Linked DNA regions of Homo sapiens: region 1 is linked to region 2. A link is a contact called in ENCODE Hi-C or POLR2A ChIA-PET data. All regions are on one chromosome and are shown on one strand. The core of a region is the stretch at or near the end of the contact, and the rest is flanking DNA. Distances in the headings are between cores, read along the strand shown. Region 1 holds the start of CLDN19 (claudin 19). Region 2 overlaps HIVEP3 (HIVEP zinc finger 3).

Region 1 (5,132 bases), core at 654-3,153, 840 kb after region 2:
GCGCTCAGCTCTGCTCTGGCCCCCCGAGGCCACTGGGGCTGGGGCTGCCTGCCATGGTTGTGATTGTGCAGGAGTGAGGGGCACTCACCTGCCAGGATGAAGAGGGCTCCCCCGGCGATGGCAACACGGCCCTTGGCAATGGGGTTGCTGTCTCCCACCCGCGTACACTTCATGCCAACTACGCTGAGGACCATGGCCACGAAGCCCAGGAGCACGGCCACCACCATCAGGGCCCGCGCTGATTGGATGTGACCTAGGGTGGGCGGGATGACACTGAGTCGGGCTGGCGGGGATGGGGGTTGGGTCGGTGCCTGGGGTCGGTGGAAGGAGCCCAGCTTGAGAGGGGCTTGAGCAGGAGCTGGCCTGGGGGGTCAGACCACCTTCTGGCAGGTGCAGGATAGTGAGGAGTGACAGCCCGGGCATGAGGACAGGGTGTGGGGGTGAGAGTCCCCTTCACTGTCAACGCCATTCTCCACTCGCCCTTGCAGGCTTTTCCGGTAGTATGATTCACTCTGCTGTTGCTTTCTGGCCTGGGGACTCCCTCTTGGGCTTGGCCCATCCTCCCAAGCAGCTGAGGGCAGCTCCAGGGTCCCCTCAGGTTTGGTAGGTGGAAGAGCTGGGGGTATCTGAGGCCCAGCTCAACTCAGCCTGAGCCCCGCAGCAACCCCTCCCCAGCAGCCATTCAGACAACAGTCACTTTCCCCTCTGCCCATGGCAGCTGGAAGCTTGCCTCTTCACGGGTGCATGGGTCCATCCTGGGCCCTGGGGGGTGCTCAGGAGACCTGGGTCCCTCAGCGAGGCTAGATGACCTGCCTGAACTGACCTGCCTGAACTGGCACAATGGGGCTGGTTGAAGGCCGCTCTGCTCCCAGCTCCCATGGGGAGCAGATTGTCCCTGGGGGCTCCTGGGCAGATTGCAGGTGGATCACCTCCACCCCAGAGTTAGAACTTCGGCGGTGCCTGTCAGGCTCATCTCCACACCCCAGAAGGAGAGGGACTGCATGCAGACACACCTGTCTGTGCATGCATGTGCACGTGTGTGCGTGTGCATGCGTGTTTGCATGCATGTGCATGCACCCATATGCTGGCACACAGGCCTGGGAGCAGGACTAGGGAGCAGGTGTGCATCATACAGTGTGTGTCTGTCTACTGACTGTGGGGAGAAGTGGATGAAGGGTCTTAACTGAGTCTTTCAGAGTGCCACAGGTATTAGTATTCCCCTTTAGAGATGAGAACATCACAATGGGAAGAGGTTTGGTGACTAGTTCAAAGTTATAGTGACAGAGCAGGAATCTGGACCCACAGCCGCCAGACCCTAGAGCCCTCCCCTCCCACAGGGCAGCAGGCTGGCCTGGACCGTCAATGGGCACAGGGCAGTAGTGGGGGAATTGTAGAGCGGAGGCTGGAGGTTGGAGCCCAGCGCAGATAGCAGACTGTGAGGAAAACTTGCTCCAGACTCCCCTGCTGTTCCCACCTCCCATCTCCCACCCCGCCGGCCTGGGGCCTACCGTCCAGGGCGAGCAGCGAGTCGTAGAGCTTGCACTGCACTTGCCCAGTGCTCTGGGAGGCGCAGGACATCCAGAGCCCTTCATAGAGGCCCACGGCAGTGATGATGGCGTCGCCTGCGTAGGAAGACTGCTTCCACTGTGGCAGGGCTGTGCTAGCAATGATGCCCACCCAGCCACCCAGGGCCAAGAAGTAGCCCAGGAGCTGGAGGCCTGAGTTGGCCATGGCCCAGGAGAGAGGACCGAGGGTCCCAGGACTCAGAGCTGGGCCAGGGTGCCAGCAGGGGCTTTGGTCATGGCCAGGTGGGAGGAGCAGCTGGGCAGGGGGAGCAGCGAGAAGGAGGGTCAGAGGCAGAGAAGGAGAGGTGGTGCGGCGGCAGCGGCTGGAGCAAAGGCAGTGGCTCTGGACTCCAGAATGCAGGGGGAGGCCCAGGGGCTGGAAAAGGCCAGGGCCCGCCCACAGCAGCCGCCTAAGCCAGAGCAGGGTCCCCAGCAAAGCTCATGCCCAGCCCCCTGGGGGCGGAGGGCCGGCCCATGGCCCAGGTGGTGTCCCTGCCCCGCCCCGTTCCGCAGGGATAGGGAAGGGAGGGGCTGAGAGGAATGACCCAGCTGCCCTCTGGGCCTTTCCCCACAGGGAAACCCCTTTAGGAACCTGATTCGGGTGTCCTAAAATTCGGATAATCCCTAACCCAAACACCAGCCCTGGGAGGATGGACTTTGCTCTTGCAAGGCTGATCTAACCCTTGGGGTTTTCTGCCCTTTGACTTTAGGACAGAAGGGAAAGGAATGCCAGTTTGCAGCGGGTAAAACTAGAGTTAGATGTCAAGGATAACTTTTTGGCAGGGGCTCTGAAGCTGGATGTGGGGAGGCTGAGCTAGCGGTGGGGTGTTGGGAAGAGGGGTCATGGGTACCTGGGAGCTGTGTGTGCCAAAAATCAGGGAGGCCAGACCAGGAAATATGTACTGTGGGGTCTTTTTGAGATCTGAGGGGGACAGAAAAGGGGCCCTATCGAGGCTGGGCCAGCGCTGGCTGCCGGCCAGCAAGGGGCCTGGTGGGGAGCTGGGGAGACAGCCCCAACCTTCTGGCATCAGCCTGAAGGAAGGCGGATTGCTCAGCCCCTTAATCCCCTTGCTGGCTGGCTTAGTAGCTCCTGCTGGGACTGGAACACTGGGCCCTGGCCCCCAACTCTAGAGCAGCCTGGCGCGGAGCAGTGGCCTCTGCACATTCCCGGGGTTCAGGCTGCCCGCTCCGAGCACCCCCACCTCCCTCTTCTCTCTCCCAGTCTCTCTTGGTCTTCAGGAGTAGGGGAATGTTTAACTCTCTTCCACCTCATTAGCAATCCCCTCACGTTCAAGTGGGCCCCACTGCAGCGTGGGTGCAGAAGGAATGTCACAACCCTGCTTCCACTCCTGCCAGCCCCCCGCCGCCCCCTCCGTCCCCAACAGCCCACCCACCCTTCCTGGACTGCACTGGGGGAAGGCAGGGTCCTGCTGCAGACCCCTGCTGGCTTCCTCCCCCACAGCCCCAACCCCCCTCTGAAGGGACAAGTCCCCAGCCCGCTCTTGCATTCTTCACGTGGCTATGCAAACGAGAGGGTGCCAGGCGCTGAGCAGACAATGGCAGCCCTGTGTGCCCGCCCAGGGCGTAGGCCTCTGGTATGGCCTGCAGCTCTGGCCAGAGATGGGGGAGTGGTCTGCCATCTGAGGGTCAAGGGTGGGCACTGCTTGACCTGTGGTGGTGCACACTGGGACCCTCAGGCTCTCTGTGCTGGGAGGGTCAGAGCCACGTGGATCCGAGCACACACAGACCTGCTTCCTGGACGACCTGTGGGTCCCAAGACCAAATGGGGTCTAGGACAGTGGCAGAGAAGTAAGTCCTGAGCTCAGATTCTTCTACCACAATGACAAGACAGTAGGATTGAGGGGAGCCTCCTCCATCCTACTGGGGCCGCAATGGGCACCCTGTGACCAGTGCATTAATTTAAGCATGTGGGCCACTGTTGCAGGCAGCAGGCCTCCTAACAGTAAGGAGACCACGGCAGAGGGAGGTAATAGACCCCCAGCCAGGAAACAGCAGGAAGGGCTTTCCGCTTGAAACTGTGTGGTGCTGGCCCCTGTGGTCTCTCTCCCACACTCCTCCCTTTTTGAGGGAGGCACCAGGTCCAGATTGAAGGGGGCTGCGGGCAGTGACAAGATGCTCCCCAGGGGTGACCTGAATGACTGTGGTGCCTCAGGGTCCTCACTCTAAATGGGAGGTTTGCTTCATGGAGTTGTGGTGGTCCGTTAAAGTAAGCGATGTCTGGGGAGGGCAGGGGCCTGGTGCTGGGTAGCTGCTCCGCATATGCTCCTCCAAAGGCAAAGTCCTCCTTCTCTCCACGCTGGGCCTTGGCCCCTTTTCCCCGCCATCTGCAGGCGCTCTCTCTGTAGGGAAGATCCAGGGGTCATTCTGGTTTCAGGGGGACCTGGGTCAGGAGCCCAGAGGCCAGTCAGAAGCATGCCTCAGAGACCATGGGCTGCGGCCCCCTCCATTGACAATTTGAGGGCCAAAGAGAGAAAGGGAGCCACGGGTCCACAGGGCCACAGAGCCAGCAGGAGGCCTGCATGCTCCTCCATCCTGGGTGTTCCCAGAGCCTCTTCGTGATCCGGAACAGTGCTCTCCTCTTCCTCTGAAGTGCTTCTGTTTATCCCTTCTCTTTGTTATTTGAGGCTTTGAGTCTGTTCTACCAAAATATTCTCTCCTACCCTGACGGCCTTCCCTCATTCTTGTTCCAAAGCCTTTTGGAATTCAGATTCTGCTTCTGGAGCGGCATTCCTTAACCTGGCACAGCTTCTCCACCCAGGACACCTACCACTCCTGGTGCCCCCCCTTGCAGTCCAATGACTCCCAGACATGCGGGGAGAACAGGAAGGCTCAGGGTCACAGCCCAGCCTCCATTAAGAGCTCACTGAAACTGCCCTGGGGTAGCACAGCACCCTGTGCTTTCACTCAGGCTATGAGAAGCCTACAGTTCTAGCTTTACCCCTGCCACTGAAAAGCTATGGGACATTAGCCAAATCCTCAGCTTCCCTGGGCCTGGTTTCTCCATTGAAAAGTAGGGATAATAACACTTGCCCTGTCTGATGCATGAGGGAGTTTACAAGGATCAGATGATAGGTGAGAAAGGCTGTTTGAAAGCATAAAACGCCTGCAGAACTGTGACTAATGAAAGCTCTGTTCCAAAAAGACTCCCCGCACAGTCTGCCCCTCCAGCCTTCGCACTCTGGGAGTGGGCAGACTGCCTGTGGCTGAAGACCCACTGCCACTTCCTCTGCAACAGTGCCTGACCGAGAGCCAGCCTTGCTAGGTATGTGTTGATCATTGACTGATTGGTATGAGGATTCAATGCTTTTGCCTCCCTCCCTGTGAAAAATCGGAGACCTTTCCACCGCCCTCTCTCATTGTCAGTTAGGAGGGTCCGATTCAGTCTTTAGCAATCTAGCACCTTCTCTGCAATCATCATTTGAAATTTTGGAGTTCTTATCACCCTCCCAACTCAGAGTCTGAGATTCCCGGAACTATAAGCTTGGAATGGAGACTACTTGCCTCAGGGCGCACAGCTAGAAAGCAATACAGCCAGCTGTGTGGCCA
Region 2 (5,824 bases), core at 2,865-5,364:
ATCAGCACAGAGTCATCCTCTGTCTGAGTTCTGAAGGTAGCAGTGTCTCTGCAGGTAGGAAGAGAGACAAATGGAGCTTCCTTCCAGCTGAAGCAAGTAGAGGCTTTGTTTTCTCTCTAGAGGGTTGTAAGAATTTATTGTTTTGGAGAAATAACATAAAATCTAAGAGCGCTGGTTCCCAGGCTAGAAGACAGACCAGATCTATTCATTCAGCAAGCATTAAAAATTCACTGCTTAATTAATACACCAATTGCTCCCTCCTTGCAAAGAGGAAGAACAGTTCAGCCCCATGGGCTGGCATCTTTGCCACTGAGGTCTGCACAAGATGCGGATGGTGAACACATGCTACGGCCATTTTGGATGTTTCCTTGTAGCATCAATGAGGAAAGAAAACAAAACTGTTAAAAATAAAACCTCTGCCACTATATCCTGAATTATATCAGCAAGCTCCTTTTTAACAAGATGTTATGTCCAGGAAATGTATCCATTTACTGATTGTTCCTGAAGAAATAACTTGTTCACTAGGAAATAACTTAAACCAGAAATGTGGGCTCTCATCTGATGTGGTTTATGCATCTCTAGGTGTTTTCAGTGTCTCTTGTCTATTTAATGGACTCCCAGAAGAGTAGGATGTCTACCTAAAAAGAAAAATTAACGTTTATACTCTCCTGATGATGTTTATGTGGAAGAAAACAAACATTTGTCAAATGTCTGTTTTTTATTTTATTTATTTATTTATTTAGAGATGGAGTTTCGTTCTTGTTGCCCAGGCTGGAGTGCAATGGTGCAATCTCGGCTCACTGCAGCCTCTGCTGCCCGGGTTTAAGCAATTCTCCTGCCTCAGCCTCCCGAGTAGCTGGGATTACAAGTGCCCGCCACTAGGTCCAGCTAATTTTTTGTGTTTTTAGTAGAGACGGGGTTTCACCACGTTGGCCGGGCTGGTCTTGAACTCCTGATGTCAGCTGATTGTCACTCATCCATTATACATCATTTAATCTGCCATGAGCTTAATAAGCATTATAGAGTCTAATCACCTAATGAGCACGCTCATGAAAGTGTCACCTTCATTGAATCATTTAACTCTCCTAGTAGCTCTATGAAGTACTATTATTACCCCCCAGCTTATAAGATAGGAAACTGAGGCTCTGAGAATAATCTGCCCAAGATCCTGTAAGTAGTAGGTCTAGAATTCAAGCCCAGCCTGATCTTTCTCCAAATCTACATTATTGTCCCTGAACCAAAACATTCTCAGGCCATGATCTTCTCCCCTGTCAGCAGAATCTGGAGCATCTCAGGGTTCATGTTGAATTACAAAGCCCTGCCCTAAAGCAGATTTATTGGAAGTCCAGTGCTTGTGAGAGTTATTCTGAAGGGAAAAAAAAATAAAATACATATATATATCTCAGAAAGCCTTCTCTGCCCAGGCCAATGCAGCCAGCTCCCTGCTTAAGAATAGCTGCCCATGGGCAGGGTTTCCTGGCCAGCAATTCAAGATGTGCCTGTGCCGGCTTTACTCTTTAATCTCAGTTTCCTCACCTTTAAAGTGGGTCCCACAAGCCCTGTCCTACAGGGCTGCTATAAGGATTTAATGTGATGAGAATCCTAACATAGCTAACAAAGTGCCTGGTACTGGGTGGTCAGTAAATGACAGTTATTGCTGCTATTACTTGGTAGACTCCCAAAAGTTATTCTCACATCCAGTGGAGGGAAGAGGAGGGAGCAATCCTCCCTTGGGGGTAGAGTATTTTGCATCAACAGGTTTTAGAATTTTTGGTGCAAGGTGAGAGTCAAAATCTAACAGACTTCGTTTATTATATTATTGCTTTTACGTTCTCTTCAGACAACGTACCCCCTTATTGCCTCTCCCTGGGCTGGGCCTCTCTATCCCTTCCCTCTCCCCACTCCCTGTGCTCCCACCTAGATCTCTTCCAAATTTCCCAGTAGAGAGGGAATAGAGAGGCAGTGGTGGTATCTTTCACCCCACATCCCAGTGGTGATCACAGCACTTCAGGGAAAAAGAAAGCAGCCTTCACACATATGGGCCTCCCTAAAAAGCTTCCCAGGAAAAAGGAAATGTGTGTGGAAAGGCCATAACTGGGAATGAATCATCTGTTAGGAAGGCTGAAGGAGAGGGAGAAAGGGGAGTGGCCGGAGGTGAGGCTGGAGAAGTAGGCAGGGCCCATCGCCTGGGGTGGTGCATACCTTGGGAAGAATTTTCAATTATCTTTAGTTCAGCAAGAAATTACAGACATGATTAGGGCCCATGCAAACATTCTGGAAGGGTCAAGGCAGGATGTGGGGGACCGGTGAGGAATCTCCTGCAGCAGTCAAGCAATGGTGGCCTGGAGAGGGAGTGGACGTCAGGATGGATAAGTGGATGGATTCATGCACTCGTCCTTAGGAGGAGGAATGCACAGGACTTGGTGACAGCTTAAGTGTAACAGGTGGTGGAGAGGAGAGGGTGAAGTCCGGCTTCTGGCCCAAGCAGCTTGGGGGACAGTGGTGCCCCTTCCTAAGACAGGGTGCATCTGAAGAGGAGAGACTCACAGGCTGAGGAAGGGGCTGGGGTGTGGGTTGGTCATGCATGTGGGAAGGTGCTGAGCCGAGTTATGCGTGTGTTGAGTCATCTAAGTGGAGATGCTAAGAAGGGGGCTGCATTTACAATCAGTTCTTCCAAAGAGGGGTCCAGATGAGATGCATGGAAACTAACACCAGGGGACGTGACACCTTCACCTAGGGGAAGACTACATTGTAAGAAGAGAAATCCTCAGACAGAGTCTAGGGAGCTGCGATCCTCAATAGCCAAGCAGAGGGGTGGTGGAGGCAGCAGAGAAGGCTATGCAGGAGAAGCCTGAAAAGCAGAGAGAAAACCAGGAGAGGCTGGTGCCTCAGAAGCCCAGGGAAGAAAACAAGATGCAGAGTTTTAAACTTCACAAAATGCCACTCAGAGGGCAAGAAAGACAAAGTTAGGACAATGTCACTGGCATTTATTAAGACGCAGGTCAGAGGTGCTCTTTTCAGGAGCAGGTGTGGCTGGGCATGCAAGGGCTGAAGCGGAGGAGGGAGGTGACACCATGCACACAGCCCAGGAGGCTGCCTCACTCACACCCCACTTGCTTAGCCCCACTCACTTAGCCTATTTCCTTCACAGCCATTATCTTAATGTGTGCTGTCTTGCTTCTTTGTTTACTTGTGAATTGCCTTCTTCCCTTAAGGTCTGTTAGGGCGAGCTCCTTGTCTGCTCTATTCACAGCTGTACCCCAGCACCTAGGAGGATGCTTGACACAGAACAGGGATTCAATACCTGTTGGGTATTGAATGAATGAAACAGAAGCAGAGTAAAGTCTGGCTAAGAAGTGAGGAGGGGGAGAGCTGCAAAGCCCAGAAACTACCCACAAGAATGAGCCAGTGGTGAGGAGGAGGGGTGGGTTACTGTCCCTGGGAAGTGGGACCCCCAGTTTAAGTGGAGGCTTAGGGCAGAATCCTGGACACTAAAAGGAATGCTTAAAAGGGAATTTGAGGCATTTTCTGGTCTGAAAGACATCCGGCCCACATTGCTTTCACTTAGGTCATGTTCCCCCAAAGGAAATCCTGAGATAAGGATTCCTAGATGAGTGATTCATTGAAGAAATGTCCCCAGAGTGGTCGGTAGGAGAGTGGAGAAGCAGGACAGAAAGGGGAGAGGCCAAGCCAAGCATGACCTCAGGCCACATCCCAGCCTCAGCCTGACCCCAGGGAGGGTCCTGGAATGTAAACCGAACCTCCTGCAAGTTTGTACACCCCCACCCCCCACTGCCAGGGCAAGGTGGCTGACCTTTCATATTCCCACCCTAATTAATATTGGCTACAGACTGTCATGGCCAGGACAGAAACTCCCAGCCACTCCAACTCTCTTGGCAAGAGGGTAATCCTTTGAAGAAGGCGATGGGGCAAAGCTTTAGAAACAGAGGCTACAGAAGCTGCAGGATGGGCACACAGAAGTGGCCGAAGTGATCCAACGCCATCTGAGCAGAGCGCCGGCAATGTCTGCTACTAAATTGGGATAGAGTTTTTTATGGATTACCCTGGAAGAGCACACCAAACAAACCACTTCATTCTGAGGGCCTGGACGGTGCAGGGATAGCTACCATTTAGAATCGTTTCAGTTTCTATTCCGGTAAAGAATCCTTCAAAGAAAGACATCGAGGCTCTTACAGTGCAGAGAGGTGCTCTTCTTGGACAACTATAGGGTGTGAACGTAGCACAGCTACTAAAAGTGAATGTGACACAACAATTAAGAGAGTATGGTGAGTATTTAGAAATACTTAGAAGTCAAAGCATAAAAAACTGGATAACTTGGGTTACATTCCTGAGACATGTTTATTATTATCACAGTACTGTGATATTGTAGAATCTGGAGAAATAAAATCAATTGAAATAAAATAAAATACATCTACCAACTACCATTTACTGAACACCTGCTATGGATCCAACTCTGTGCTAGAAATGAAGCAGCATCTCCCTTGCTCAAAGCTGATTTTCAGGCTGGGAACTAGATGGGGCTCCTGAAGCAATTCAAGAACAAGGCAAAAACAGATCTATGGAGGTCACATAGGATGATGATTAAGAGTTGAGCCAGGCTCAGCAACTGCCTAGGATCACTCCCATTTCTGCTGCCAGACTCTCTGTGCCTCAGTTTCCCCATCTGAAAAATTGAGATACTAAGAGTCTTTACTTCACAAGATTCCTGTGAAGGTAACAGGAGGTGATGTGTGCAAGGTCCTTAGTATGGTGCTGATGAATGCAGTGAGCACTGAGGCCTTGTTATTCTGCAATTATTACTGGAGGTGAGGCTAGAAAAGACCACACTTGCCCGACTTGTCCTACCTTTCTCTCCTCAGGAGGGACCAAGACATTTATGCCTGGTTATGAGGTGACATTAGAAAAGAAATCAAAAAGCATCTGTCCTTGTTTCTTGAAGCCAGATGCAACCAAGCTAAGCCTGAACCAAGAGTTGATGGGCAGCTGGGTGGTGTGCTCCTCTGTTGAGCTGGCCAGGAGCTAAGGCTGATGGCTTTCTGTCCAGGGAGCCGTTTAGACTCAGAGTACACACATGCTTGCCTCTTAAAAGAGTATTGGGTCAGCAAGGATGCACTGGGAAAGCCATCAGCATCTTTGCATCCCTACTGACCATTTCCTGCCCAGCACACTGGAGCCAGTGCTGACCATTTTCCTTTTTTTTTCTTTTTTTTTTTTTTTGAGACAGTCTCTTTCTGTCACCCAGGCTAGAGTGCAGTGATACAATCTTGGCTCACTGCAGCCACCTCCTGGGTTCAAGTGACTCTCATGCCTCAGCCTCCTGAGTAGCTGGGATTACAGGCATGTGCCACCATGCCCAGCTAATTTTTACATTTTTAGTAGAGATGGGGTATTGCTACGTTGCCCAGGCTAATCTCGAACTCATGGCCTCAAGTGATCTGCCTACCTCGGCCTCCCAAAGTCTTGGGATTACAGGCCTGAGCCACCGTGCCTGGTCCTGACCATTTTCTGATTGGCAGCAGCAGGAGGGCCCCAGGGTCAAACAATGCAGTCACACAGGCCTGTGCTTTAACTGTGCCTCCCCACACAGCTTGGTGACCCCGGGCCAGTGACTTTGACCTCTGAAGCCTCAATTCCCTTGACTGTAAAAGAGGTCCTGACCTTGGCTGCACATTAAAATCACTGGGGGAGTGTTTAAAAGTCCAAATACCCAGGGCTTGCCCAGACCAACAAAATCAGAACCCCCTGATGAGACCTACTGCTGTAAGGTAAAATGGTCATCTTCTACTCCCAGAAGTGGAATTAA

What was found. A loop is a pair of places that touch in the nucleus more often than their neighbours do. ChIA-PET counts read pairs that join two places held with the same protein, here RNA polymerase II (POLR2A).
Region 1: a map of GM18951 shows a loop between it and region 2 (5-fold over the local background). The contact joins the promoter of CLDN19 here to the enhancer-like site in region 2. A Hi-C loop is called at or near these places in 1 of 168 maps with a recorded cell type or tissue (GM18951). POLR2A ChIA-PET finds 5 or more read pairs at or near these places in 1 of 52 experiments (Panc1).

Annotation. Positions count from the first base shown.
Region 1 is chr1:42,738,333-42,743,464 of GRCh38, forward strand. CLDN19 (claudin 19) reads right to left here and starts at 1,904. Exons shown (of 5, transcript NM_148960.3): 1 at 1,509-1,904; 2 at 89-253. The coding sequence starts at 1,731. RefSeq lists an enhancer at 3,261-3,863.
Region 2 is chr1:41,898,682-41,904,505 of GRCh38, forward strand. The region is part of intron 1 of HIVEP3 (HIVEP zinc finger 3); the gene reads right to left. Among named protein-coding and RNA genes, the nearest start is that of HIVEP3, 17 kb to the right of the region's middle. Within about 2 kb of position 4,115, at least 5 of the 41 ENCODE cell types and tissues checked have a DNase peak (open chromatin) inside an H3K27ac peak, as active enhancers do.